Regions from separate parts of the Mus musculus genome. Here regions 1, 2, 4, 5, 6 and 7 are each linked to region 3. Evidence: chromatin loops called from intact Hi-C (ENCODE). Cell type or tissue: left cerebral cortex. All regions are shown on one strand. Region 1 overlaps Cbx7 (chromobox 7). Region 2 holds the start of Snord83b (small nucleolar RNA, C/D box 83B). Region 3 overlaps Gm16576 (predicted gene 16576). Region 4 has its middle 8.8 kb from the start of Cbx7. Region 5 overlaps Npcd (neuronal pentraxin chromo domain). Region 6 has its middle 8.8 kb from the start of Apobec3. Region 7 overlaps Cbx7 (chromobox 7).

What was found. Hi-C counts contacts between places; a loop is a spot of excess contacts. Peaks named below come from ENCODE experiments on the same cell type or tissue, not always from the same donor. Only the 100,000 strongest peaks of a DNase experiment are listed, where the experiment ranks them.
Region 1: a loop joins it to region 3, with 2.9 times the contacts of the local background. A loop is called at or near these places in 7 of 42 quality-filtered maps.
Region 2: a loop joins it to region 3, with 4 times the contacts of the local background. A loop is called at or near these places in 15 of 42 quality-filtered maps.
Region 4: it touches region 3 in a loop (5-fold over the local background); 3 of 42 quality-filtered maps call a loop at or near these places.
Region 5: a loop joins it to region 3, with 4 times the contacts of the local background. A loop is called at or near these places in 14 of 42 quality-filtered maps.
Region 6: it touches region 3 in a loop (2.9-fold over the local background); 10 of 42 quality-filtered maps call a loop at or near these places.
Region 7: a loop joins it to region 3, with 4 times the contacts of the local background. A loop is called at or near these places in 7 of 42 quality-filtered maps.

The regions. Positions count from the first base shown.
Region 1 is chr15:79,925,393-79,929,392 of GRCm38, reverse strand. All of the region lies in intron 2 of Cbx7 (chromobox 7), which reads left to right. Among named protein-coding and RNA genes, the nearest start is that of Cbx7, 5.3 kb to the left of the region's middle. In left cerebral cortex, no CTCF peak of the experiment used is centred here; DNase peaks (open chromatin) are centred at 1,586 and 2,171; H3K4me3 peaks cover 1,037 bases; H3K27ac peaks cover 1,577 bases.
Region 2 is chr15:80,078,450-80,082,449 of GRCm38, reverse strand. Rpl3 (ribosomal protein L3) reads left to right here. Exons shown (of 10, transcript NM_013762.2): 2 at 1-60; 3 at 667-835; 4 at 1,419-1,554; 5 at 1,898-2,084; 6 at 2,600-2,760; 7 at 3,642-3,743. It overlaps Snord83b (small nucleolar RNA, C/D box 83B), which reads left to right and starts at 3,871; the gene lies at 3,871-3,947. LOC115488570 (a small nucleolar RNA gene) reads left to right here and starts at 1,364; the gene lies at 1,364-1,418. In left cerebral cortex, CTCF peaks have their summits at 1,632 (motif pointing right) and 3,844; DNase peaks (open chromatin) are centred at 502, 1,520 and 3,851; H3K4me3 peaks cover 657 bases.
Region 3 is chr15:79,750,752-79,754,751 of GRCm38, reverse strand. It overlaps Gm16576 (predicted gene 16576), which reads right to left. Exons shown (of 4, transcript NR_045069.1): 4 at 1-2,243. Among named protein-coding and RNA genes, the nearest start is that of Gm16576, 10 kb to the right of the region's middle. In left cerebral cortex, a CTCF peak has its summit at 1,530 (motif pointing left); DNase peaks (open chromatin) are centred at 702 and 1,537; H3K27ac peaks cover 774 bases.
Region 4 is chr15:79,939,475-79,943,474 of GRCm38, reverse strand. It overlaps a transcript of Cbx7 not described here. Among named protein-coding and RNA genes, the nearest start is that of Cbx7, 8.8 kb to the right of the region's middle. In left cerebral cortex, a CTCF peak has its summit at 2,338 (motif pointing left); a DNase peak (open chromatin) is centred at 2,351.
Region 5 is chr15:79,828,903-79,832,902 of GRCm38, reverse strand. It overlaps Npcd (neuronal pentraxin chromo domain), which reads left to right. Exons shown (of 9, transcript NM_001013362.2): 5 at 3,925-4,000. Cbx6 (chromobox 6) reads left to right here. Exons shown (of 5, transcript NM_028763.3): 5 at 3,925-4,000. Among named protein-coding and RNA genes, the nearest start is that of Cbx6, 3.4 kb to the left of the region's middle. In left cerebral cortex, CTCF peaks have their summits at 674 (motif pointing left), 1,657 (motif pointing right) and 2,325 (motif pointing left); DNase peaks (open chromatin) are centred at 3,346, 3,643, 3,730, 3,984 and 4 more places; H3K4me3 peaks cover 1,609 bases; H3K27ac peaks cover 1,889 bases.
Region 6 is chr15:79,881,560-79,885,559 of GRCm38, reverse strand. No RefSeq gene overlaps it. Among named protein-coding and RNA genes, the nearest start is that of Apobec3, 8.8 kb to the left of the region's middle. In left cerebral cortex, CTCF peaks have their summits at 1,909 and 2,110 (motif pointing right); DNase peaks (open chromatin) are centred at 2,040 and 2,749; H3K4me3 peaks cover 1,536 bases; H3K27ac peaks cover 1,770 bases.
Region 7 is chr15:79,912,840-79,916,839 of GRCm38, reverse strand. It overlaps Cbx7 (chromobox 7), which reads left to right. Exons shown (of 7, transcript NM_144811.3): 7 at 1-1,033. It also overlaps a transcript of Apobec3 not described here. Among named protein-coding and RNA genes, the nearest start is that of Cbx7, 18 kb to the left of the region's middle. In left cerebral cortex, a CTCF peak has its summit at 2,390; a DNase peak (open chromatin) is centred at 2,367.

The DNA.
Region 1 (4,000 bases), 170 kb before region 3:
GCCACCTGGAAGCCCTTGGACAAAGCCTCTGCCTCTGTTTGCAAGTCTTCAAATACCGAACCCCCAAAGCATCTCCTAGAGCCAATTGTTCTGGGATTTGGACTGATAGTACAGGGTGGGGTGGGGTGGGGTATAAACCCTGCTTTCCTTTTGGAAGTAAAGATTCTATTCTAAAATAGGAAAAATACTACCTTCTAAGGGGAAACTGAGGCTCAGAGAGAGAGAGAGATCATTACAGGACCATAACTGCCAACCCCCACAGCAAGCACCCAAGGCGCCTGTGGGAGGCAGGTCAAACTGCCAGGGTGCCCCACCTCACTGGGAGAGCAGTTGAGCCAAGGGTAATAAGGCCAGGGCCTCTGATCATCAGCTGGTTTTCAGGGAAACTGGCTTGGAACAGAGGCTAAGAGAGTGGGGGGTGGGTGTAGCCTTGTCTTGGACCAGGATGATATCCTCCCATTTTGTAACTACTACTCATGGCTGAATAAGGAAGTACTAGTGACAAGAAGGCGCCCTTGCCTGGCCCCTGCAGAGCCATTCTGTTCCTGCCCATTTTCTCCCCAGCAAAAGGCAACAACAGCCTCCCCTTCCCAAGTGAATGTGGTAGAGGGAAACTCTTGAATCTTGGGGGGGGGGGGTGTCAATCAGGCAGAGGGTGTTAACTCCAGGTGCTCTGTTTGCCTCAGAGACCCTTGAGTACTTTCATGTTTGCCTCTTTCTGCCCTGCACCCTGCAGCTCCCCCCATGTCGGAGTCCCTCATTCTTATCTTGCATAAATATTATAGCTCCATCTTTTCAGAAAGACTGCTCATTGGCACCTGAGGATTTACATGAGTATCCTGGCATAAGCCAGGTGTCACCACTTTTCAGATGGGGTACAGAAACTCAAATGAGATCCTGGCCTACCCCGGAGATACACAGCCCGCACCACCAAAGAGGCCCTAGTGTGTCTTGATGTTAGCTTTTCTGGTACCAGGCTATCTTGCCTCCTTATGAACTTTGGTTATGATTGACAAGCTGTGACCCAAGGCAAAACCCTAACTTTTAACTCTTCCTCCATTTCCTTGTATTGAAATGAAGCCCTCTAGGAATCACTAATGCACTCAGGTATAGGCAGCGAAGTACAGAGCATAGGTGCCTCCTCTCAAGGCCCAGAAGCCTGGTTTAGCCCTGGTAGCCATACCACGCTCCTTGGATTTTATAATGTGTCCTACTCAAGTACTGCGAGTCACAGCATAACACATCGAATCTTCACATCTCAAAGCGAAGGGATTGCAGGGAGACCCGCTCTAGAATGAGGATCAGCAGTTGAGACGGTTGAAACTGGAGTCATGGAGCTGCAGCCGGGCCGGCCTTGCTCCACGCGGCCCTAACTAGCCCAGTTTCTGTTTACATCACGGCAGGCCCCTCCCCCACCCAGCAACGGCCGGCGGGGACCCAGCGACCTGTCTTGCTGGGGTGTCGCGACCCCACCCCAATCGCCTGACTCCAGCTCGCTGGTACTGCGTAGCTGGGTCGGGTGCAGTAGTAGAGCTTGTTTACCGGGCTGTGGCAGTGCGGGGGCGGGGCTACGGTCACGTGGTCGTGTTTATCTCCAGCAGGCCGTCGTGCTCCGCCCAGATAGGTTTCCAGAGATGTGGGTTTGCACCCTCATTCTGCTTGAATGCGCAAGCGCTGTGCTTTCTGTAAGTCAGATATTTGCAGCGCATTTTGCATCAAGTTTTGGGCCTCTCTTCAAGACCTTGCTGTTTTACTTGGCCTCGGGGACTGGTGGCCTCCCACCTCCTTCTGTCCCACAGCTTCCTCTCTTCTGCCAAAGGGACTTGATTCTAGGATCTTGGCCCCTCTCTAATGTGGTTTCACAGCTTGCCGGGCTTAAAGACCCGAAATCTAGGCAGCGATCCTAGCCCGGGAAGTGACCTTGGGCAAGTTGATTAAGCCCTGTGCCTCTTTTCAGCTCTTAACTGGCTTGATTCTTTAGGAACCTACCTTTGTGAAATACATGGGGGGTGGGGGGTTGGCAGTTCCTGGGGGTAGCCTGGTGCACTAGGTGTGGCGGACTGTGGAGGCAGTTGTTTTTAGATGAATGAATTGAGGTGTAGAGAAGGGTAGGGACATGCCAGGAAACACCTAGCTGCTCCGACAGTAAGAAGACAGTAAGAACGGGCCTGGGGGTGGGCAGGTAGCGAGCAGAATGCATGAGCGCCACCTGTCCTGGTGGGCGGGCAGCTCAGTAGCTTTCCCAGAACCTGGGCTCTGAAAGGCAGCAGGCCCTGGATTGTTGCAGTCGTAGTTGCATTGGGCCTGTTCAGCAAGGGCCAGTTGGGAAGGGAAACCACAGAAACCTGGCTCTTGTGGAGAGTTAGTGGGTAGCTGTTGACCCAGAAGAGGAGATTGTGTTCTGGGCTGGTGATGCTTATTGCTGAACGCCTAGAGGCAGTCCACGGTCCTGTGTTTCTCCGAGTCCCGTGTCCCAGAGCTCTTACATACAGTGTCTCTCTGCCTCCTTTCTCCTTGCTGAGAGCCCTCCCACCCAGTTGTCTGCTTTCTCCAGGAAGACCTTGGCCTGATTCACAGAATATGACTGGCTTTGGGTTCAAAAGATTCATGTAGCACCGGACTGGTGGATATCTGACTTTGAGGCCAGCCTAGTCTACAGAGTGAGTTCCAGGATAGCCAGGGCTACACAGGAAAAAAAAAAAACCTGTCTGGGGATATATATATATATATATATGTGTGTGTGTGTGTGTGTGTGTGTGTGTGTGTGTAGTGTGTGTAGTGTGTGTATACATACACGTGTGATATACTTTGTATCTTTATATTTCATTATGAATTCGTATTTTACACCTTATGTATCCTTCATATATGTATCCGTATTTTATTCCTTGATAGTTTCATGTATGTATAATGTATTCTTTTTCTAATAATAGTGTCTTTCTTTCTTTTTTTTAATGAGTACATTGTTGCTATCTTCACACACACACCAGAAGAGGACTTCAGATCCCATTACAGATGGTTTTGAGCCACCATGTGGTTGCTGGGAATTGAACTCGAGACCTGGACTAGCTGTCGGTGCTCTTAATCCCTGAGGCATCTCTAGCCCCGTGTATAACGTGTTATAAGATATGAATGATTACATCTTGTTACACACGTGAATCGTTTTGCTTGCATGTTTGTGTTCACCACCCAAGTGCCTCAGAGGCCAGGGGAAGGCATGAGATCTCCTAAAAGTGGGGTTGTGAATGGTTGTGAGCTACCTACCTTGTGGTCGCTGCAAATGGACTCAGGTCCTTTGCAAGATCAGTAAGTGCTCTTACCTGTTGATCCATCTCTCCAGCCCCTAAATGTGGCCATATTTACCCCATCTTCCTTTTTTGTTTTGCTGTTAGTTTTGTTTTTCATGATAGGGTTTCAGTGTCCTGGAACTCACTCTGTAAACTAGGCTGGCCTCGAACTCAAAGAGATCCACCTGCCTTTTCCTCCCGAGTCCTGAAATTAAGGATGTGTGCGTGTACATGTGTGAGGGAGCATGTGTGTCTCCCTTTGGAAGTTAAAGGATAACTTGCTTCTCTCTGCCTAGTAGGTACCAGGGATCAAAGTCGGCTTGTCAGGTGGGGCAGCAATCGCCTTTACCACCTGAGCCACACGTCCAACCCTCAGCTCCTTTTAGAAAATATGATTTGGGGCTGGAGGAATGGTTAAGGGCATTGGCTACTCTTTCAGAGGACCAGGGTTCAATTCCCAGCACCCACATAGCGGCTCACTCCAGTTCCAGAGGATCTGGCGCCTTTCACAGACATATATGTAGGCAAAACACCAATGCACATAAAATAAAAGATCTTTTTAAAAAATACATGGTTTATTATTATTATTACTATTACTACTACGATTTTTTTCTGTATGTATGTGGTTATGTACACATGAGTGCCAGTGCCTGGAGACCAGAAGAGGGAGCTGGGCCCTCTGGAGCTAGGTGATACCTGTGAGCTACCTGTCCTGG
Region 2 (4,000 bases), 330 kb before region 3:
TTCTGGGTTACAAGGCTGGCATGACCCACATCGTCCGGGAAGTTGACAGGCCAGGATCTAGTATGTACAGTACTTCCTTGTCCAACTTGGGCTGTGTGTAATTTTGCCTGTAGTTACAGTAAATTCCCAAAGGAGCACAATAGCTTCATCCTGGGGTGCTTTGTGGTAAGTCTAGAACAAAGCCTGACTTAGTGTGGTAGTGCCCACACTAAGGGAGCCTAGAAGTGTTTTGGCCTAGCGAAATTTAACACAGATTCCTGTGCAGAGTCCTGTTGGGGTAGTTGGTTGTTTCCATGCCAGTGCCTGTTATCAACCCTAGGTACTCTGAAAAGGTAGACACATTTAACAAGTGTATTCTGGACATGAAACCAGACTAGTGATAAAGCTCCTCTTTGAGACAGTCTAGATAGCACATGGCATTTTGCTACTTCAGTGGTGATAGTCACCACCTGGCATGGTGCCTGTTAGCAGCCTTGCAAAGTAAGTGGAGGTTAGAAACTTTGGCTCAATTGTTAAAAGCTGCAGTTGGAGAGCCCGCAGTTCTGAAGAGCAGTCCTGGAAGGCCCAGTATTCTGATGCGGAGACAGCCATTCTGTCTAAATGGATGCTTGTATGTGCTGGGGTATTTGTGCTCCCACTGAAGCTTATGCCTGTTTGTCTTCACAGAGGTGAACAAGAAAGAAGTCGTGGAGGCTGTGACCATTGTGGAAACTCCCCCAATGGTGGTTGTGGGCATTGTGGGATATGTTGAGACCCCACGAGGCCTCCGGACCTTCAAGACTGTATTTGCTGAGCACATCAGCGATGAGTGTAAAAGGCGCTTCTATAAGAACTGGTAAGAGGCTCTTGGGTTCCCTTAGAAGTAAGGGACACTCTGAGCTGGGATGTAAAGTGAAGGAAGTTGGATCAAAGGTTTTTTGAACCAAAAGCTGACTGTTAACCCTTGAGGGTGCTGGTCAGTCCTGGTTAGCAGAAGTGTTAGAGTTGCTTTGACACTGAAGTGGCAGGGAAGCTGGAAAACAAGACATCCTGCATCTGGGCCTTAGTGTGAGGTAATCCTTTGAGGCTTGGATGCTGGCCTTGTCTGTACTAGATAGGTCCCCTGCCTCTGGCCTGAGCCCCTGACTTCCACTACTATGAGATGTGCCCCCAGATAAAGGGATGTTCTGGTGCCCTGGAGCAAGAGTTGTGTGTTGTGTATATTTGTGGCTTATATTAACCTGTGGACCTCTGCTCAGCTCCGCTCGGCTCTGCCCGATGAGCTTCATCCAGGCTCCGCTTGCCGGTGGAAAAGGCTCCTTAGAAGCCGGCAATGAGCCCCATCCCCAAATGGTGCCAGTCTGCCTTCCTCTCACCTGTTGCAAGGGTGATGAAGGCCTGCACCGGGCCCCTCCCCCAACTGTGCTCTGCTCCTGAAGGCACAAGTCTAAGAAGAAGGCTTTCACCAAGTACTGTAAGAAATGGCAGGATGACACAGGCAAGAAGCAGCTGGAGAAGGACTTCAACAGCATGAAGAAGTACTGCCAGGTCATCCGCATCATTGCCCACACTCAGGTAAGCACCTAAGGTTTGGGGCATTTTGCAGGCATTTTGTGATCCGAGGGGATTAGAGACATTTCTGGTGTCTTAAATCAACCAGCAGAGGGCACTGTGACACTGAGGCTTGCTTCTCTAGATGGTCTTACTGTGCTCTATCTGACTAATCTGAAATGATGGTGTGAGATTGGGCCAAGTATTCTGTTTTCTAAACACATTGCTAGTTAGGAACCATTTAGTAGCTCATGCATGAGTCCACCAACCACTGGCAAAGTCAGGTCTATTGGCTTTGAGCTTCTGGTGATTTACTTTCTAGTCCATTTGCCACCAGCCTGATATAAGCTTCATCTGCTTCTTTTAGATGCGTCTGCTTCCTCTACGCCAGAAGAAGGCACACTTGATGGAGATCCAGGTGAATGGAGGCACTGTGGCTGAGAAGCTCGACTGGGCCCGAGAGCGGCTGGAGCAGCAGGTTCCTGTGAACCAGGTGTTTGGGCAGGATGAGATGATTGATGTCATTGGCGTGACAAAAGGCAAAGGGTACAAAGGTAAGCTTTGCTGTAGTTTGTGGGTGATAATGTGAGACCCTGGAACGTACACTGGACACAGCACCAAGTGATGCGGTGGCAGCGTTTCCTTGCCTGCCTGCCTTCTGGGAACAGCAGTCAGCTGGTCAAGTTGACCAGCTTTTAGAGAATGAGCTAAGAAAAGGAGTAACACCTCAAATATGTGGACCCAGTCAGTTGACCTCACCCTTAATGCCAGGTGGCCATGAAGGACAAATTGGGCTCCCTAGAGTACATATCTGCCTCAAACCAATAAACACATGGCAACCTCTGGCCACATAGTGACACATGAAGCTGCAAATAACTATTTAGGCAGACAACCATCCAGTCTGATTTTAAAATAGGACAGGAATGTGGGGTTGGGATTGAATTCTGATATTCAGATTTACCCATTGTTAGATAATTTTGTAATCAGTGAACTAATCACAGGTATTTTGAGTACTCATTGGGAAGGGACAGGAACGTGCCCAGCCCCATGAAGTTAACATTCTTTCCAGGGGTAACCAGTCGTTGGCATACAAAGAAACTGCCCCGAAAGACCCATCGAGGTTTGCGCAAAGTTGCCTGTATTGGAGCCTGGCACCCTGCCCGTGTTGCCTTCTCTGTGGCTCGAGCTGGGCAGAAAGGCTACCATCACCGAACAGAGATTAACAAGAAGGTAAGGCTGATTGGGGATCCTGCAAATGAGAGAGGGTATTGGGTTCATAGAACAGTCAGTCCTAGGAATCCATGACACTGCCTAACCCAGGTTTAATTAATGCCCTAACCCTTTCCCAGGAAATTTTTGTTGTTATTGTTGGAAATTTTTAAAGGTTCAATTATAAGTAGTTTAAAAAAATTTGAGTATACTGTAGCTATTTCCTGACACCACTGAGGGCATCAGATCCCTGTACAGATGGTTGAGAGCTCTACCATGTGGTTGCTGGGAATTGAACTCAGGACCTCTGGAAGAGCAGTTAGTGCTCTTAATCACTGAGCCATCTATCTCTCCATCTCTATAAGCAGTTTTTATGCATTTTGAGATAACAGCAGCATAGCATGCGCTGCCTTGGAGTTGTAGCAGTCCTGTGTCTGCCTCAGGATTATTAGGATTACAGGCCTGAGTTGCTACCATACCTAGATTTAGTAGTTTAAGATGCTTGGTAATGGCCGGGCGGTGGTGGCGCACGCCTTAATCCCAGCACTTAGGAGGCAGAGGAAGGTGGATTTCTAAGTTCAAGGCCAGCCTGGTCTACAGAGTGAGTTCCAGGACAGCCAGGGCTGCACAGAGAAACCCTGTCTCGAAAAACCAAAAAAAAAAAAAAAAAAAGATGCTTGGTAACTGTAAAAGAGGAGCCGCTTACCTTTGTCCCAAGTTCTAGAACAGAGTTCCAGCAAATAGTGTTTTAATCTGGCCCATTACATGGGAAAACACAATTATAGACCTCCCACTTTATGCTGATTTGGGTAACAGGCCAGTCACTGACATTCAGGGTTTCTACCTGACTTTGGATGCTGGTTCTCAGGACTGACTTCTCAGTTGTTGACTCTCATGTGCAGATTTACAAGATTGGTCAAGGCTACCTCATCAAGGATGGCAAACTGATCAAGAACAATGCATCTACTGACTATGACTTGTCTGACAAGAGCATCAACCCACTGGTGAGTGCTGGGGGCTGAGCCTTAGGATATATCTGGGACAGGACCTGCCATGCGTGCCTCTGCACAGCAACTAGCTGAGTCCACTAGGTGGGGTTGGTGAAAGATGTCAGAATCAGCTGTTCTGTGATGAGGCTCTGGAATGTGCGCTGGGCACAGCGCCCGAGAGAGACTGAGGAATTATTCCCTGTTGCCTTCCTTCTGAGAACAGCCCTGTTGATCTTAGTTGCCTCTGATACAGCTAACTGCCCTCACTGACC
Region 3 (4,000 bases):
GGGTACAGGACTCTGAAGGGGACTCCGGAAGGACAGCTGGCAGAGCTAGGGGTGCTGGACAGAAGTACAGGCTCACAGTCCCAGCAGGAGCCCTTTGTGAAACTTCTCCAGTCTTCCTTGACCACACTGAGGACAGAATCTTCTGGCTTTGAGGACTTGGTCTGGAGAAGCAGAGGAACCATCTGTTTTGTATGGGCCCCTTACCAAGCTTAAGGCTGTGGACACTGCTGTCATTCAACAGTTAGCTGTTTGAGGCATGGGGGAGGGGGGTCCCTGAACTCACAGATCAACCATAGAGGAACCTGGAACGTTAAACACACAGGGCTGTTCCTTCGCAGGATGGGATACACAGCCTGCTATGTGCATCTCATGTCTGATGGGTGAGCATCCGTGAGGTTGACCAGGATTCCTAGCAACAGAGTCAGCCCAGCAGGCAGGCTGGGGGGGAGCCTGTGCCTGACCAGAGACCATCTCTCTGCCTCTTATCTGAGTGAATCCAATGTTCAGAACAGAACCACAGCTGCTTCTCTGGGTTCTCTGGACCCCCTGTGGTCTCCCACACACTCTTCCTTCTTCCTCCCATCTCACCTTGCTAAAAGCCACATGTGCTGCTCGGTCCTGGAATGGTTGGTGTGGGCCACTCCTATCACGAAGCAGCCAGAGCCTTGACTGTAAATGCAGCTAGTGTGAACAGTAAGCTCCTGGGCTGAGGTGCCAGGGAACATGGAGGAAGGAAGGCCTCCAAGGAAGCACTGGCCCCAGGGGCTCTCTCCACGGATAATCTCATTGGAATGGAGGGGTTTGGCAGGCCCCAGGGAAGTGAGGAGGGTCCCAGCTTTTCAGTCGAGGATGCTATGAGTAAGGGATGGGCAGAGCCATGACGGATGGGGTGAGACTCACATGTTATGGGCAGGAGGGAAACCCTGGAGCGGTGGGCAGGGAGTCTTAAAGGCAGAAAGGCAACAGAATGGGGATGGAGAACTCAGGCCCCAGACCAGTAAGAACCTGCCCTGCCAGCCCAAAATGGAGCTGGGCTGCAAGCCATGCTGCAGGCACTGGAGAGCAGCTACCTCTTCACCACAGCCCTCATTTGTACCCTGAGCCTGATGACCTGGGAGTAAACCCCCAGACCCCACGTTCCCCATATGTCTTGATAACAGCAGCGCTCCACCCTGGCTTGCAAGACCCAACATAGCTTGGTCCCCTCCCCTCTCCCTAGGACCAATGTTCCTGGCACTAACCCTGGCTCTAGGGCTTGGAGCCCCAGAAGTGCAGGACCTGAGCCATACTTACTAAGCGCACACCCTGGGGCACCAGCACCACCCAGTTCCACCTTCACATCGTCCAGGTGAGCTGGACCCAGCTGGGCCTGCTGCGACAGAAGATAAGCTCATGATGTCAAGTAGGAGCAGGCCCACCTGAGGAGCCCAGAACTCTGTTGGTAAATTCCTCAGCCCTGTCCCAACCATCCTGCCCCCCTTCTGTGAGTCTACCAACCCAACAGCTTTCTGCTGCCGGCGGTGCAGGGCGACCTCTGGTGGCCATACATGGGCATAGCATGGTAATCCGTGCCTGCGGGAGACTTCCGGGCAGAGTGGCTAGTCAACCACTGACCACCTCTTCAGGCTCATCAGGCCAGAAGGGAAAAAAAGATATAGTGGTTTTGAGTCAGCCAGAAACAGACTTCTGCTCTTCATCCGCAAACATTTATCAAGCACTTCCTCCACACTCTTCCTTGCATAGATAGGTACTGAGGCACTGGAAGCCTAGTAGGTTGGCCCCCAGGCTCCCTGGAGCTACAAGTCAGCTAGGGCCTGAGCCTCCACTTCAAGCTCAGAGCCCACAGTGTCAGTTCTGCCCCTTCTGAGACATACTCATGGGGATACAGTGACCTGGCCGGCCTAGCACCAGCTATTTCCTTCTTCTACCATGTGGGCATCACACATTCTCTTCTTCCTGAGGGTCATTACAAGGGCCGCCAAATCCAATACATCAGCATCTCCCTCCAGGGTCAGTCCCAAGAGATCACCGAGTGACAAAGTGGTGCTTGGGGAGCTTCTGATGGCCCAAGGATCCATTGTCGGGCTCACTGGGTTCTCGGCTTGGCTTGGCCTGCAACGGGGCTGTCCTGGGCTATCTGGGTAACTTCTGCTTCCACAAAACCCACAGGCCATGTGGGCATCAGTGCCTTAGCTGGGGACATCAGGTAGGGCCATCTCCTCTGCTCCCAATTCCCAGTCCTCCTAAAAAGGAAGTGTGACACCTTGGGCTTTTCTCCATCTTGTGGCTGGGGTGTCACCTCTAGAGTGGCTCCCCCAAATCTCTGTTCCTCCTAGGAAGTGACCATACTGGTTAGGTTGTGTTTGGGTATTTTTGTTTCTCTGTGTAGCCCTGGCTGTCCTGGAACTCCCGCTATACACCAGGCTGGCCTTGAACTCTGAGATCCACCTGCATCTGCCTCCTGAGTGCTGGGATCAGAGCTGTGCGCCACCACCCCACCCCCAGCCCCCAGTAAGTCCTTGTTTCAGACAGATTTGTCCAGGGAGCCCGGACATGAGCAACAACTGGAGGAGAGCAGCTAGAGTGCGGGAAGTGGTTGGAAGTGCTTAGCTCTCAGCTCAGGCCTAAGCTGGGAGTCTGGCGGTGCTCAGAAGTGCATGGACATCTCAGCAGTCTCGCTGGTGTCTAGGCGCACCCTGCCTGTTTTCACGGGGAAAGTGAAACAGGACAGGCTGCAGGCTGCTGCTTCCTCATATCTGAATACCCTTAGGCCATGGTCTCATGAACGCCCTCAGAGCCCGCCACCATTTCCTGAGCAGCCTAGGGGAGCTGCTTCCCCTGGCTCTCTTACTCCAGGAACCTCGCTGCATTTCCTTTCCTGCCTTCCTACTTCCAACCCAGATACCTGGACTAGTGCGCGCACGCGCGCACACGCGCGCGCACACACACACACACACACACACACACACACACACACAGAGTCAGTCTCTCTCTCTCTCTCTCTCTCTCTCTCTCTCTCTCTCTCTCTCTCTCTCTCTCTCTCCTCTGTGTGTTCCTGTGCAGGTCTGGAGGTAAATACAGGAACCCCATTGGTTCCTTGGGTGAGGAGAGCGCCTGAGAGAGCAGGGAGGGCCTCCTGATGCGCTCTGTGATCAGCTGGATGTCTGCAGCTCACACAGTGAGGGTCCTGGTACTTTCGAGACTGAGGCGGATTTCAGACCTGCAGGGACCCCAGTGACAGTCATCCCAAAGCCATCTAAGATGTACTGCATAGATTTGCCTGCCCATACACTGTATTTTAATGGTTTTGTTTGTTTGTTTGGTACACTGTATTTTAATGGTTTTGTTTGTTTGGTTGGTTTGATTTTTCAAGACAGGGTGTCTCTGTATAGCCCTGGCTGTCCTGGAACTCACTTTGTAGACCAGGCTGGCCTCAAACTCAGAGATCCCCCTGCCTCTGCCTCCTGAGTGCTGGGATTAAAGGCGTGTGCCACCACTGCCCGGCATTATTTTAATGGTTTTAAAAAGTTTTTGAAATAAGGCTGGATGTAATGGTACAAACTTTTTTTATTAGATATTTTCTTCATTTACATTTCAATGCTATCCCCAAAGCCCCCTATAACTTCCCTCCGCCCAATGGCACAAACTTTTAATCTCAGTATTTGGGAGGTAGAGGGAGGTATACCTGTGAATTTGAGGATAGCCTGACACACTAAAAGTCCCCCACAATTAACCTTCACACTAACTCTACAAAGTCATCCTTTGGAACAGGAGAGATTTGACAAGGGCCCATATGATTAACACACCAGTTTATGGGATTCTCCATGTTATGAGCCCCCACACTTATGAGGCCTGTCTAGCAGGGCTGAGAAAACCATTGAACCCAGGGAAGGTCCTTGTTGGTCCTCTGAGGTCTGAGGCAGAGGTCCGGTGACTTCCATTAGAACAGCCTCATGGTCATTGCTAGCTCAGCCTGCTGCTGCTAGATGCTTAGAAGATA
Region 4 (4,000 bases), 190 kb before region 3:
ATAGGAAAGTAACTTTCCAATTAGGTCAAGTCCCTGGGGCCATTCAAGGACTCAGCACCTTGTTTGATTCCCTAGAGCTCACATGAGAAAGCGGGCATGGTGGTGTACGCGGTAATGCCAGCACTGGGGAGATGGGAACTGGCTAATGTCTGTGGCTCACTGGCCCGCCCAGCCTAGCCTACTTGGTGAGCTCCAGGCCAGTGAGAGACCCTGTGACAACATAAGTTGGACACCCAAACTGCAACGGAGTTGTTCTTCACATACATATATGCATCCCTGCTGGTATAAACAACACATGCTCACACGCACATGCACACACACTTTTTAGGTGCAATGTATATAAAAAAAAATCTGTAAAACATTCAGAGACTAGCATTATGCCATCTATGTGACGAAGCTTTTTGCAAAGGGTAGTCAGTCAGGCTTCTGAGGACCCACTGGAGCCCAAGCCAGTGACAGCTACTCTCTGGGTTCGGCAGGTAAGGAGATACTGAAAAGTTAGCAAGGGCCAAGGCTAAAGGGTCTCTTTGCTTGTACAGTTGTTTCTTCAAACGATAAATGTTGGGTTAGTGTTTCTCAGCCCCCAAAGTCAATGGTCATTTCTCACAAGCCATCCATCTTCATCCTGGAGCACTACCTGCTGAGCTGCATTGTCCTTCTCCCGGCAGGCTTGGCGAGGCTGCCTCATGTTGCTTAGCCCAACCCAGAACCGCCGAGGCCCCCTGCTCCTTGCCTGCCTTCCCAGCTGGCTCTGTCTGGTGGGATCTGGATTGGTGCTATGCCTGGCCTGGATTGTCTCTTCCCCCCTCAGCCATACCTGGTTTTGGTGTTTCAAGACAGGGTTTCTCAGTGAAGCCTTGGGCTGTCCTGAAACTCGGCTCTGTGGACCAGGTTGACCATGAGGTCAGAGATCTGCCTGCCTCTGCCTCCTGAGTGCTGGGGTTAAAGGCACACGCCACCACTAGCCTAGCTCTGATTTAAAACCATTTCAATTGTATTTTTGCATTATGATACATCCACAGTCATTCTACGGCCCACACAGCTAGCCACTGTGTGATGGCAGCTTCCTGGCTAAGCTCATGCACCCCCTGCCCTCGCTATTTGCATGGTTTTACCATCACTAGTTAGTTCTGGGTTTGTTGGTTCCTTTGTGGTTTTGTGATAGATCTTAGGAATCCCAAGTTGGCCTTGAGCTTTCCATCTTCCTGCCTCTACTTTCTGAGGACAGAGGCTAGGGTTAGTAAGCCACTGCGCCCAGCACCTCCAGACGGCTTTGTGCGTGCTGAGTAAGTGCATCATTCGCGTGGTTTTGGAGGTGGAGAGGCAGCTCAGTGCCTTTGTCCGTTCAGTATTTTAAAAGATTTGTTTGGCTTCTTGCATGCCCCTTGTAGTTCATTCGGTTTCAAGTCTGTGTCATGACCCAAGTGTGTGAATAGCTTGGACTTAACTTGTCGGACCTCCAGGATTTAGGGGCTGTTTCCAGTTTGGAGATTTAGGATCTGTTTCCAGATCAGGGTGGTATAAATATTGTTTTGATGAGTATTTTGAAACCTGCTTTCTGTCGCGCATTTGGAAGAGTCACCCTGAGGAATGAATGTCCCAGGAAGACCACTGGGGGAGGCTTGAATGTGTTCAGGTGTGCCAAGATTTGCAAAGATTTCCCAAGGGATCAGTACACTCGCCTTTGCCGCAGCCAGCTGTGCATGTCAGCACGTGCAGCACTATCAGATGCCAGTCAAGTAGGGGTGAAGTTATAGCTCATTTGTGGGGTTCGTTTTGTTTGCTTTGTGTATGTACACACGTTCGTGTGCCTGTGTGCGCATGCACGCATGTACACGCGGAAACGGAGATCAATTCCCAGTGTCTCTGTCAATCATCCAAAAATTTGAATTTATTTTGAGTGTTGTGCAAAGGTATGTTGGCATGCATGTGCCAAGGCATATGTATGGTAGAAGTTACAGATGATGGTTGGCAGCCATATGGGCGCTAGAAACTGAACCTGGGTCCTCTGCAAGAGCAGTAAGAGCTCTCAATCACTGAGCTATCTCTCCAGCCCCACACTTTTTTGAGCTTCTTCGCGGTCCAGGCAGACTTCTTGCTTTGTAGCTGAAGATGACTCTGCACTCCTATTCTGCCTCCACCTCTGAGTTGCTGGGATTACAGACATGCGCCATCATCTGGATGCTCTCTTTTTTCTCCTTAAGAAATGATTTCCTGGGGCTACAGAGATGGCTCGGAGGTTAAGAGCACTCAATGACTGCTTTTTAAGCTGTCCTGAGTTCATTCCCAGCAACCAACCACATGGTGGCTCATGACCATCCATAGTGAGATCTGGCGCCCTCTTCTGGCCTCTAGGCATATATGCAGGCAGAATGCTATACATAATAAATTTGGCAGGGATAGGGGAGTGGGGGTGATTCCCAGCTAGATAGATGATTCCCAGCTATTTCACTCCTGGGCCCATACCCAAAGAACTCCGTGTCCTGCTACCATGACACGTGCGCGTTGATACTTAGTGCTTCTCTATTCACGAGGCAAACATTGAAGGAGCTTAGATGACGGACGGTGGGTGAATGGATGTGTGGTGAGTATATATAAAATAAGATGTGTGGATCCTCTGTAAGGGGAGAGGGAGCCATGAAATTTGAAGAATAAAAACCGATGGACCCAGAAAGTGTAATTATTAAGCAGCGTGACCCAAACTTTTGAAAGAAAAAGAAATGAATGTTCTCCCTCAGATGCAGCAGATCTTATTAGCCTTTGATGTATGCATGTATATGTGTCGATAGCTATAAGTGTGGGTGAAGTAGAACATTTAGAAATAAGACCAGAAGAGGGTAATACTAGTCAATGGAGGAGGCCAGAATGCAAAATGATGTGAGCCATGAAAAGGACAGCAAACTCAGCTGATTGGTAATTTTCTTCCTGATTTCACCTCTCTCTCCTCTCCTCCTCCTCCTCCTCCTCCTCCTCCTCCTCCTCCTCCTCCTCCTCCCCCCTTCTTCTCCTTCATCTTTCCCCCAAGACAGGGTTTCTCTATGGAGCCTGGCTGCCCCAGAACTATAAATTACGTTGGCCAAACTCAGAGATCTTCGTGCTTCTGCTGGGGTTAAAAGCATTCACCAAAGCCGGGTGGTGGTGGCGCACCCCTTTAATCCCAGCACTCAGGAGGCAGAGGCCGGCGTATTTCTGAGTTTGAGGCCAGCCTGGTCTACAGAGTGAGTTCTAGGACAGCCAGAGCTACACAGAGAAACCCTGTCTCGAAAAAACAAAAAACAAACCAAAAAAAGCATTCACCATCACCACCAGTGTAGTTTCGTTTTTATGGTTGATATGTGAATTCAATTTTCTGAAGGCGTGAGAAGCGTGTTTGTATTTCAGAAGAATCCAGCATGGGTTCTTTCTTGGAGACAGGCGCTGAGAATGCTGGGCTTCGTCTTTAATTACACTGACCGTCCGTCCGCGCAGTGGGAATTAGATGTGGCTCCTCACTGAGTACATTTGTCACACTGACCCACTTAAGAGTGAGTTTTCTCAGCCGGGCGTGGTGGCGCACGCCTTTAATCCCAGCACTCGGGAGGCAGAGGCAGGCGGATTTCTGAGTTCGAGGCCAGCCTGGTCTACAAAGTGAGCTCCAGGACAGCCAGGGCTATACAGAGAAACCCTGTCTCGAAAAACCAAAAAAAAAAAAAAAAAAAAAAAAAAAAAAAAAAAAAAAAAAAAAGAGTGAGTTTTCTCTTCATTTGTTCCTCTGGAACAGTAATTACAGACCACTGTGAGTCACCACACAATGCTGGGAATGAACCCAGGTCCTCCCCAAGAGCAACAGGTGCTCCTAGATTCTGAGCCACCTCTCCCCATAATTATATTTTTAATCTTAACATTCCAGAGTTTATCATTTACATTAAGTTTTAAACCACATAGAGTCCACATTATTAGTCAGTAGCCCCCCCCCCCCCGTCCGAACCGTTCCCACAAGGACACCCAGTAATTTTAGGAC
Region 5 (4,000 bases), 78 kb before region 3:
TCTGGAGGTTCCAATGAAGATGGGGTGGGGCATGGTGAACATAGCCTGTTTGGCAAGAGAGCGAAGAACTTCATGGGAAGCCATCTTGGAGAGTTAGGGGTGTTTTTGTTTTTGTTTTGTTTTGTTTTGTTTTGTTTTTGATGAGGAAGAACAGAGCCTGGGAAGAGGAGAGCAAGACGATCCCTGATGGCCACTTAATGCAAGGCGGTCAGTGTCTGCCTCCGTAGTTTCCCTAAAGAACTAACGATGCCCCAGGTCTTCTCACCAAATTTGGCACCAGCACAACACGGGAAGAGCTCCTTGGAGAAGAGACTGCAAGATGCAGAACCTCTTAATCTCCAATTTGTCCAAAGAGCTCCAAGCTCAGTGGGGGAAGGGTGGACCAGACCCCGCTGTCTTGGCCCCCTGCGCTGTCTTGGCCCCCTCCGCCAGCCAAAAGACTGGGTGTAAAGAATTAGCCTTGGACCAAATGCAAATGTGGCAAAAAAAACCCCTTGGTTTCTGGAATCCTATTGTCGCGTACCCCTACTCCCCCGCCTCTAGCCACGGTGCATCTTCGGGGATTAACTCAGCAACCTTAACCCTGATGCTTGATGGTGGGGAGGGAGTGGGCAGAGCAGCTGGAAGACTGGTGGGCTGTGTTGACAGCTTGTTGGCGCCCCTGGAGCACCCTCTAGTGGTCAAGGCGGTAATGATCTTGAGTATGGATTCTCAAAATGCCCTTTTCTTAAAAGTTGTCATTTCCCATTTGTTTTGGAACCCAGCAGTGCTGAGTCCTCTGCACGAATCATCTCCTTTAATCGTCTCAACATCCCAGTGGAGTTGATAGTACTAGTCCACTTTTATAGGTGGAAGTTGAACACACATCTGTAGGAAACAAGGCTCAGAGATGCTAGGGCAGGGGGTGGAGCTGCCTGCTGTAGAGCCTTAATCCAGAATTTAGGAAGCAGCTGGTGTGAAGGGATGCGGAGGGAGGTAGCTTAGGCTGGACCTGTTGCTTTGTGAGTAAGAGGCAGTTCAGCAGAATACACAGGTTTTTCTGCAAGGAGGAGTGCTGAACATCCTGGCGCCTTCTTGAGATGGCTGCCACGAACCCATTCCACACCATGGAAAAGAAACAGGTTAATAAGGTACCCACCACCACAGAGAGCTAGCAGCAGTGTCTCAATGCTGTCTGCAGTCCTCCCCAAACCCTGTAGCCACTCCTGTCCTGTTAGTGCAGTGAATGTGGCCTGCAGTGATTTCGAAATTCACTAAGCAGACCCAGGGCCTGTCAAAAACCTCCCAACCCAAGGAGAATAACATCTTTTTGTTTGTTTGTTTGTTTGTTTAATACGTGAGTGCTTCTGTGTGTGTGTGTGTGTGTGTGTGTGTGTGTGTATGTGTATACCATGTTCGTGCCTGGTGCCCATGGAGGCCAGAAATGGATCCCCAGAATTGGGAGTTACAGGTATTTGTGAGATGCCATGTGGGTGCTGGGAACTGAACCTGGGTTCTCTGGAAGAGCAGTCATTACTCTTACTCTTGAGCCTTCTGTTCAGCCCGAGAACTGTATCTTATGCAGTATGTTTAGACACTGTAAAGTAAGAGATTTTTCTTTTTTTTTTTTTTAAGATTTATTTTTTATTATACATAAGTACACTGTAGCTGTCTTCAGACACACCAGAAGAGGGCGTTAGATCTCATTATGGGTGGTTGTGAGCCACCTTGTAGTTGCTGGGATTTGAACTCAGGACCTTTGGAAGAGCAGTCAGTGCTCTTACCTGCTGAGCCATCTCGACAGCCCCGAGATGTTTCTTATAAGCCATTTGAAAGCATGTTTTAGGGAAAGCTGGTTTCTCAGAAGCCTGGTACCTACCAAGTACTGGCTGCCTCCAAATGTGTGGTCAGCAGGTGCTCTAATGTTGCTCACAGGAGGACACCATGGCAGGGACTCACTGAGATGGCGCAGAAAGGGAAATGAGGTTTGGACTGTTATCTTGGGTCCACTGTTTGCACACATCCTGACACTCCAAGGACCACCTGTTTCCCCCCCTCCCCCGTAGGAGCTAGCTAGTCAGTGGGGGCTGGAGAGATGGCTCAGCAGCTAAGAGTGCTATTCAGTCAGAGTACCAGATTCCCAAACACCTGCAACTCCAGCTCCGGATCTGATGATGAGGAAGTGGAGGCAGGATGCAGCGTGAGAGGATGGCAGGTCCTTGTTTTTGAAGAGATCCCTTAAGCTCCCCCATCAATGTACCTGGGAGGGGTGTAAGGGGCCCCTTGTGGAACTCAACTGGACAGAGCCCTGGGAGCTAGCTGTGTCTGGCTCAGTGCTGCCACCTAGTGTCAGTTAGTGAATGTGGACACTCCAGCCTGGATACAGAGCCCCGTAATCTTCAGATGTGTTTCTTGTCCCTTGAGGGTTTGGGGCTCCCTGGTAAGAAGACATCTGTTCACTATAAGCCAGGAGACCCCTGACTGGTCGTGATCTGGGTTTGTCAGGAGGTGTACAGGTTTTCTCTTTGTACTCATTAAGCATCCAGTGTGTGGGGACTGTGGATGGAGAGTCCCGCCCACCCCCAACACAGATTCTTTCTGGGGACCCCAACAAATTATCCATGGGAGTAAGCTCCTCCTTGGTGCCCCTAACTTCTCCTAACTAGACTAGAGTGTCACAACCGAACCCCATGCTTTGCCCCATGGTGGCTGGGGTTGCTATTAGAGTCAGGATTCTTGTCTTTCCCTATTTGGTCCTCAGCCACAGCTGTCCACTCTTATCTTTGCATCCTCTGAGCACTGGGATGTGGCCTGCATGGGTCTCTGTCCTCATGTCCCACCCTGGCCTCAGAAACTGCTGGGATTCTCTCCATATCCTGGCAGTGTCCGGTCTGTTTTCCTCTCTGCGTTCCATAAAGTCACCACCTCCTGCTAGGTAGCCCGTGTCTCTAGAAAGTAGCACCTTATGGAAGGCATCCTTCAGAGTAGAGCTGTGCAGCTGGCCCTCATCCTTAGAGAAGGAAAGGCTGGCTATGGAGAAGTCGTGTCTGCTCTCTGTTCTAAGTCATCAGGCAAGGGGTGAGCTGGTGTGGGGCTCTTGTGAAGTCACTAGCAGCTGAGCTGCTGTTGGGTCCTGGGGCTTTTCAGAGATCACACTTACCTCCACTCCATTGTCTTGTGCCCACCCACCCGAGGCCTAGGCTAAATTCTCACACTGGCTTCTGAGTATAGGCCTTTGAACCGTTGGTGTGAATGCACTCTTGCCTAGGGTCAGGGCAGAGAGTGGCTGGAGCAAGGGCCTTTCTTGAAATCATGGTCATCTGAGGTCAGGGTGAATCTACTCTGGCACCAAGAAAATTAGCCCTTGGAAGAGTCCCAGGCTTGCCTGGGATCCGTAACAGGGAAAAGGGTTCCTCACAAGGTCCCTGTCATTATTGCTGAAGCAGCAAGAATGGCGGGGTAGTGGGCATGGGGAAGGGTAGGGCAGTGCGCACACACGATGACTTAGGGGTAGTAAAAAGACCTTAAGAATTACCTAGCCCTTGTAGACAAATTACACACCACCGCCTCTCTGGACTGGTTTCCTGTTTGGTTTGCTTTGGTTTTTTAGAAGAGTATTATGTAACCCATACTATCCTCAAACATACAGTGTAGCTGAAGATAACCCTGAACCTACGGTCGGTGCACCTGCCTCCATTTACAGGTGTGCCCCCATGTCAGGTTTATTTGGAGCCGGGACGGAACTAGGGCCCCGCGCATTCCAGGCAAGCCTGAGCTGCACGCCCCAGTGCACTTTCCCTTTAATTGTCTGAAGGGTCATAAGTCACTGATTGTTCTGGGTACTCTTTCTGAACGTGTACTGATGGAGCTCGGGGCTATCTGGCACAGGGGTGTCTAGGGACCGCGGGAAGTCTTGAGGTCCCACACACGCCCCTTTGCCCGCAGGCCCGGGCCCAGGCGGAGGCCCTCCGCATCAGTGATGTGCATTTCTCTGTCAAGCCGAGCGCCAGCGCCTCCTCGC
Region 6 (4,000 bases), 130 kb before region 3:
TTTCTTCCCACCATTTGGATTCTGGAGACGCTTGGTTCGCCATGCTCAGTGCTTCTATCTGTGGGGTTGTTTGTTTGTTTGTTTGTTTGTTTGTTTGTTTGCTGGCTGAGACCAGGTCTCAGATAGCCCAGGCTGACCTCAGACTCATTGCATAGTGTAAGATGACCTCACACTCTTGATCGTCTTGCTTCCTCCTTCCAAGTGCTCAGATTTTCAGCTTGTGCCTTGACTCCGGGCAACAGTGAATATTTATATAATCCTCAGCATGTGTGGGTCAAGCATTCTTTAAAAAAAAAAAAAACTTATTTACATTCCAGTCATTGCTCCCCCAGGAGCCAAGCATTCTTTATATTTGGCTATAATGATAGCTAATATAATAATAACACAATAAACTAACAAGTCAGCTGGGGCCCGCATCCAGCACTGAAGGAACTCTACTAAAGTTCTCACTTATAGAACAGAAGTGCAGACGAGCCTGTGTGACCCACCACCTGCCAGGGCCCACATCCATCACCACCTGATGCCACTTGGTAATGCCTGCCGTGTTCACAGGTGTCCAGGAGTGACCACTACTCTGTGGGTGTCAGCCTTCTCCTCCTGGTTCCTTGAACTTGTTCTCCAAATAGGTTCTAGGACAAAGCAAGGCCATCCTTCCTCAGCTGCTGCAGAGGACGGGGTCCATCTCATCTCTAGCCAACAGTATCACGTGTTTATGAAGACTATAGTTAGTGTATGTGATGCTCAGGATCAAGCCCAGGGCCTCAAGAGTGCTAGGCTAGCAAGTGTTTTACTGACTCAGCCACATCCCCAGACAGCTTGCAGTGGGTTCAGGTTGGGAAATAAATAGCACGTCAGGGAAGCAGGTCTGACTTTTAGAGGATGCCACTAGGCGGGGACACTGGTGGCACACCCCTTTAATCCCAGCACTGAGGAGGTAGAGGCAGATGTATCAAGAGCTACTCAGAGGAAACCTTGTCTCAAAAGAAAAAAACAAAAACAAAAAAACAAACCAGAGGCCAGAGAGATGGCTCAGAGGTTAAGAGCACTGACTTCTCTTCCAGAGGTCCTGAGTTCAATTCCCAGCAACCACATGGTGGCTCACAACCATCTGTAATGGGATCCTATGCCCTCTTCTGATGTGTCTGAAGACAGCTGCAGTGTACTCACATACATAATATAAATGAGAGAAATAAACATAAACACAAACAAAACAAAAGCCAAAAACCAACAACAACAATAAAATAAAACCAGAGTAATGTCCAGTGTGGTCCAGGAGAAAGCAGTTTAAATACACACACACACACACACACACACACACACACACACACACACACACGGTGAGGTGAGGGCACAGCTAAGTACACGGAACAAACCAGATAGTGTCTTTTGCTGTGGTGTTGTTTTGACACTGGGCCTCATTAGGCTGACTTTGAACTTGAAAGCTGGAATTATCTACCCAGCATGTATACATGAATCTTTTATATACCATCTATCTACCTATTGTCTACCATTTATCATCCATTCATCTATACCATTTATTACCAATCTATCAAGTTATCACCTATCTACTATCTATTGGTCACCCATTGATCATCTATCATTTTATTTACATTATTATTATTATTATTATTATTATTATTATTATTATTATTATTATTAATTTTATCATTAACTGATCTACAAGGATTTCAGCTTCAGGGCCATTTTGACGTTGACCACGGGGCTCAAAGCCCGCTCTCTTGGCCAGAACAGAACCCGCTTGGTCATGTCGGGGCTCTGGCCTGAATTCCTAAGGAACAACCTAGTTCGCTTGCTCATGCTCTGCAGTACGCTGCAGTTTGGCGCCTGATGCGCAGGACCCATTTCTCCCTTCCTGTTTCAAAGCCCCGAGACTGGAAACACAATGGAATTTGCAGACTTGGTTCGCTCTATTCGGCCCAGGCCACCCCCAGATTTTCCGTTGGTTCCGCTGGTGGGTCAGCCTCCGGGAAAACAGCCCAGCGGAGGATGCGGCCGCGCCATTCACCCTGCAGCTGCGCAGTCTCCTGTTGGGACGCCAGGGCGGGTCCTCTTGTTGTCCCCGCCGCCGCTGCTTCTCCGGCCGCCGCCTGCAGGGGGCGCCGGGGTCCGGGGAGCCGCAATCCCTGCCGCCACCTTCACCCCTGTGACAAGATTGTGCAGATTTGGGTGGCTATGCACCTCAGAGCTCAGAACGGCACGTGGGCGCTGACATTTCAAACTAGTTATATCATGGGCCAGCGATGTCTCCGGTGATAAAAGACTGCGATTGAATAGTTTTGCAAGCTACGAATCTATACCAATATCGGAGAATATTCCTAATATCCAGTGCGTGATTAGTAAGGAGCAAACGCAAGGCTGGCTTGAGTAAGGGGAGCACCGAGATCCCGAGCAAGAGAGAACGGAAGGGCCCAGACTTGGGATTCGAGAAGGCAGGTGCAGGTTTTCAGAGAGGGAGCCTGGCAACAGACGCGCATCCTGTTAACCAGTGGCTTTCCTTTGGGCCACCAGGTTAGGTGAACCAAGAACCAAGGGGTTTGACTCCAGGAAGCCTTTTTCCACATATGCTAAGTATTCCTGGGGCGGGGGTCCCATCATGCATTTGCACTCAGTGGCCCTCAGTGGGCCAGCAACACCTAGAGATGCTGATTGCTATGGATCTTAAAGCTTTTTGTATGGAAGTGATGTCATCTATGCTCACATTGCATTGGCCAAAGCAAATCACATGTTCACAGCGTACCTCAAAGATGGAAAATCTGATTCCATCCTGTACCCAAAGAGGGGTGGGGGTGCGGATTCTGGGAGCAATCCTGAGCCTGCGCGTCTCCCTGCCACTGCCACTCAGTTGTGGTCACGGTCTCTGAACGTCTGTGCCAATAAATACGGCAAGGAAAGGGAGGGAATTGCTACTGTGTGCCGGTGTCAAGGTTACCTTTATATCCTGACCTTAAGGTGGACACATTCTGGTAGATCAGGGTCCCTGGTTAGCATCAGGGTCCTAGCTGGGACACAAAAGACCATTTGCTAAATTTCAGCCTATCCTCTGTCATTCGGTTACTAACTGGGTGATGAGAATATTTAGTTAAGAATGGAGGGAAAGGGGGACGATCAAGTGGCACAGACCTTTAATCTGGGCATTTGCAGATCTCTGAGTTCAAGGCCAACCCACATAGTAAGTTCCCTCTAAGCCAGGGCTGAACAGTGAGTCCCTATTTCACAAGACAGTAACGGAGGTAAAGAAAATTTAGAAAACAGCATATCACAGTCTAGAAATCCAGTAATATTCTCCTCTCAATGATTGAATTATTTTTACCATTTGCCTCTATTTCTTTCCTGTATGAAAGCACTCAAAACATACCCAAAACCTGTTGTAGAACCTTGAAAATAAAGTAGAAAATTAGAGTTTTACTATGTAGCCCTGCTTGGTCCTATACTCTGCCCAGATTCTACCACCTGCCCTCCTGTCTGCCCCCCCTCCCCCCGTATTACAATTTAAGCTACAATGCAAAAATAAAATCTTAGAAGCTACCACTTAGAGGAGATACCTTGCGTAGAAAGGAATGAGGAAGATTCTGATTGGTCTAGGGCTTCTGCTTTCAGGTTACTGGTTTGTTGTTGAGTATGCTTAGTTGCTATTATATTACATTGTATCTATGACTTTAAAAGGTGAATCAATGTTGCCAAATGGTTCTTTATCTATAACAACGAATACACGATGTCTAAGGGTCAGAGAGAGGGCTCACAGATAAAGGCGCTTGCGGCCAAGCGAGGGGAGCACCTAGAAGAACAGTGGGATGAGCCACCTTCAGTCTCTCCCACTCACATGATAGAAGAATATGGATGTATACAAGTTTTCTGATCTCAGTATGTATATGGGTGTGTGAAAATGCATACCAGGAACAAACATAAAATAAAAGCAACTAATCAGAAAACTGCATGGCAAGCACAAAGACTGAACAGTTCTCCAGAGCAAGCATGAGAT
Region 7 (4,000 bases), 160 kb before region 3:
AGGTGGGGAGACCTTGGTGTTCTTGAAGCCCCAGCTCCCAGAGAGGTGAGGGTGGCTGGAGCTTTTCTTTGCTGCTGGGTTTGATGGCCCACCATATTGGGGGACAGAATCCCTTCGGTGTCATGCTTCCCATCCCTAGGGGCATGGGACTAAATGCCTGTACAATTTGAATTTTGATCATGAGACCCCAGGGGGGGCTTTCCAAGCAGCTGCCTTCTGTCTTTTGCAGTAGGCGGTGACCTTTTATCTCACGGGGCCCTTTATGAAACCCACCAGTCCCTGGAGATTGTGGACTAGGCTGGATATCCCTCAGGGTAGCCATGTAGCTCTGAACTGCTGGAAACTGGCCGCCTAGGGAGAATGGCAGAAGGCTTCGAGTGGCTATACACAGGCTTCTCCTAGCCTGAAGCTACCCAAGTGGACAGTAACACGCCCCCTCTCCACCCACATACACTAACCCCATACAGGGCCAGTACTCCATGAGCCAGCAGTGGCGACCACCTGCCTATCTCTTAACCCCTCCCCCTGCATATTTGAATGTAGAGGTTGGGTTGAACTTCCCCCTCCCTGGGTTGGGGTGAAGATGTGCCTCAACCTCTGGTGTGGACACTTGTGCAGTGCCACAGTTGAGCCCATTTGGCCCACGTGGTTCTCATCTGGTAAGATGGTGATCTTATTGCCAAGTTCCTTCCACCTCCTGCCTACCGAGGAAGTAGCTCGGTGTCAGCGAGGTGGTATCGATTTTGCTTTATAAATGGCGGGCCAGACCTGGCCACCAGGTCTTTGCGCAAGACCGCTTCCTTTGCACACAGAATGAGCTACGAGCTTTGTTCAGACGACCTGAATGTATTGGGAGGAATTGGGCATAGGCCTTCCCCCGGGGGGAGTGCGATGGGAAGAGTAAGCAGGTGTAGGCTGCAGTTTTATTTTTGTACTGATATTGGTAAAAGACTGTATAGCATCTATTTATTTAGATGATTTATCTGATAGATGAGGCAAAAATTATTAAAAAATACATTAAAATGTCTTTAGAGACTTCTGTGTGTCTGGTTGTTTGTTTTGATGGTGTGATAACTGTGTGATACCCCACCCTTACCCTCAAACCGTAGCCCAGGACTCCGTGCCTCCCAACTATAGTCCATGGTATGGGACTATAGACATCCAGTCTTCTGAACCCAATTAAAATCAGCTGAGGAGAGAAATGAGCCTAGCGTGTCAGGGCTGGGCCTGTGGCCGTGAACCTTGCGGTTCCTCTATATCTTCTAAGAGTAGCTGGTTCTAGAAGACTGGGTGTCAGCAGCTTGAGTGTTCAGTCTCAGGCTGGAGAACCAGGTCAGTCATGAGGCTGACGCGCACTTACATGGACTCTGCACACCTGACAAGCTCGACACAGGCAGTGCAGAAAGCATGCACTGCTTAGTTCTCTCGATGGCCTGCCCTGCGCGGCTGTACAGGCAGGACTTGACACCTGCAGAGGAACCTTGGGTATGTCCGTCCACAGCCAAGATGAGAGGTGATGTCAGGAGAGCCTCTGGAGGTATGGTGTCCACTGCTCTACTGAGCTCAACTCCACAGAGGGCCCACAATCTCCAAGACTCTGCAAAGAGGTGGCCCATGACAATAACAAAGGAGACAAGCTTCTTGGTAGGATGGCCATTGGTCCTCGGAGCTGGTGCTGGCCCCAAGGTTGCAGTGGACAGTATTCATCTCTCTCCTTCAGTCCCCACAGCTGGCATTTCCACAGGTCAGTGCATTCATCAGAGGGGTCCAGAGCCCTTTTATCTTACCAGGCCATGCCTCTGATACTGTCTGTCTTAGTCTCCACCGGGAATAGGAATGGCGAGGCTACTCAGCTCCAGCTTCTGGCAAGCTCCTCTCTCCTGGATTGGAGGCAGTAAACCTCGGGGTCAGTAGCAGCCTTGCAGCGATGAGATACTATGTTAGCGTTGTTTCTTCCATTGGCCCACTGGTTGTGGGAGGCAAGTACCCAGCTTCAGCGGCAGGGTTTTGAGGCGCCCCCTGCACTGCTCGCCTGGCAGCAAGGATGTCTCTGTTCTAAGGAGCAGAGTCTACATCTGCATGAAGGCCCTATCTAGCCTCCAGCCCTTGCCATTTCCTGACTGGCAGCATTCAGCATTCACTGGGCACCTGTTCTAGATCTTACAGAGATGCCATCTGCACACACACACACACACACACACACATACACACACACACAGGCTTTGTAGCACATTGTCCCCACAGACCAGCTGCCCTGGATAGTATTGCACGGGGTGGGGCGTTGAGTCTGCGGACCAGGCCCACACAGCTGCATCCCCCCTCACTAAGAGATCTTTGCTGACTGGAAGTTGCTGCAAGGGAAATGCTTATGGGGTAAGCCCAGTGTCTTGTTGCCCATAGATGGCAGCAAGGACCCAGGTAATATGTACCCAAGTCTGAGTAGGTGTTGGAACAAGCACATATGAATCACTGTAAAGTTGTGGTCCTCAACCTTCCTAATGCTGCAACCCTTTCAGTTCCTCATGTTGTATTGACCCCATCTAATCATAAAATTATTTTGTCATTACCTCATAACTGTAATCGTGCTTCTGTTATGAACTGGAATGTAAACACCTGATCTATGGCTTGCCTGGGGGTCGCGACCCACAGGTTGAGAACCATGGCTCTGAAGGGCCGGGTGTCCCAAGGTGACCAACCACCTTCTACACTATCAAGCAACCTCCCTGAGGCTCAGCACCATTTGGGTCCCACCCCCAGTTCTCACCTCTGACAGATGAGTGGCTTTGAGGCAGCTTTGGGAGGGGCTGTCTATGAAGAAGTCTCACTTAGCCTCCCCTGCCCGTCTCCCTGCCTTGCCCCAGCGGCTGTGCCATTGGGCAGATGCTTTGGTGAGGACTGAGGCTGGCATCACCCACTGTGATGGAGGCACAATGAACCCCCTCTCCCTCATATTTCCTGGGAGTCCTCTGTGGTCCTTTAGAGCACAACCTTAAAGGGCTGCAGGAGAGATGGCTCAGTGGTTATAAACACTGAGTGCTCTTCCAGAGGTCCTGAGTTCAAGTCCCAGCAACCACATGGTGGCTCACAACCATCTGTAATGGGATCCGATGCACTCTTCTGGTGTGTCTGAGGACATCAACAGTGTACTCACGACCTTACTGCTGGGGAGGCCAAAGCAGAAGAAGGATCAGAAATTTGAGGCCAACCTGGTCTATATCTTGAGACCCTGTTTTAAGAATAAATTATTAGAAACCTGGACTTGAGTCAAGCATGGTCCTACCTGTCTTTAAAAGTATTTTCCAGTCGGGCGTGGTGGCGCGCATGCCTTTAATCCCAGCACTCGGGAGGCAGAGGCAGGCGATTTCTGAGTTCGAGGCCAGCCTGGTCTACAGAGTGAGTTCCAGGACAGCCAGGGCTATACAGAGAAACCCTGTTTTGAAAAAAAACAAAGTATTTTCCAGCAATCTGGAAGTAGAGGCAAGCAGATGTATATACGTTTGAAGCTAACCTGATGTACATTAGAGAATAGCATCCAGTCAGGATCACAATAGGGGAAACCCTGTCTCAAAAGCCAAACAAAAAGCCAGGCACAATGGCCACCCTTGCTTACTATAACTGCAAACGTGGACGCAGAACACAGGAGCTCAAAGTCACCCTTGGCTCATGTCCTGGAACCCTGGGATGTGCTCTGTAGACTGGACTGGCCCCCCAGTCAGAGATCCACCTGCCTCTGCCTCCCGAGTGCTGGTATCAAAAGTGTGTGCCATCACCTCCTGGCCCAAGCTATGCAGGGACTTTGAGAATTACCTCGGTTATGTGAGACTTTTTAACAAAAAAAAAAAAAAAAAAAAAAAAAGATAAGACAACAATGAAAAAGAGGACGAAATTAAGAGGATCAGGGAATTGTTCACATTAAATCCACTCCAAGCTTCCACCACCTCAGAGACCCAAGCTGTCCTAAAGTGTTTTCCCGCACGTTACCATCAGCCCCCACGGGTTC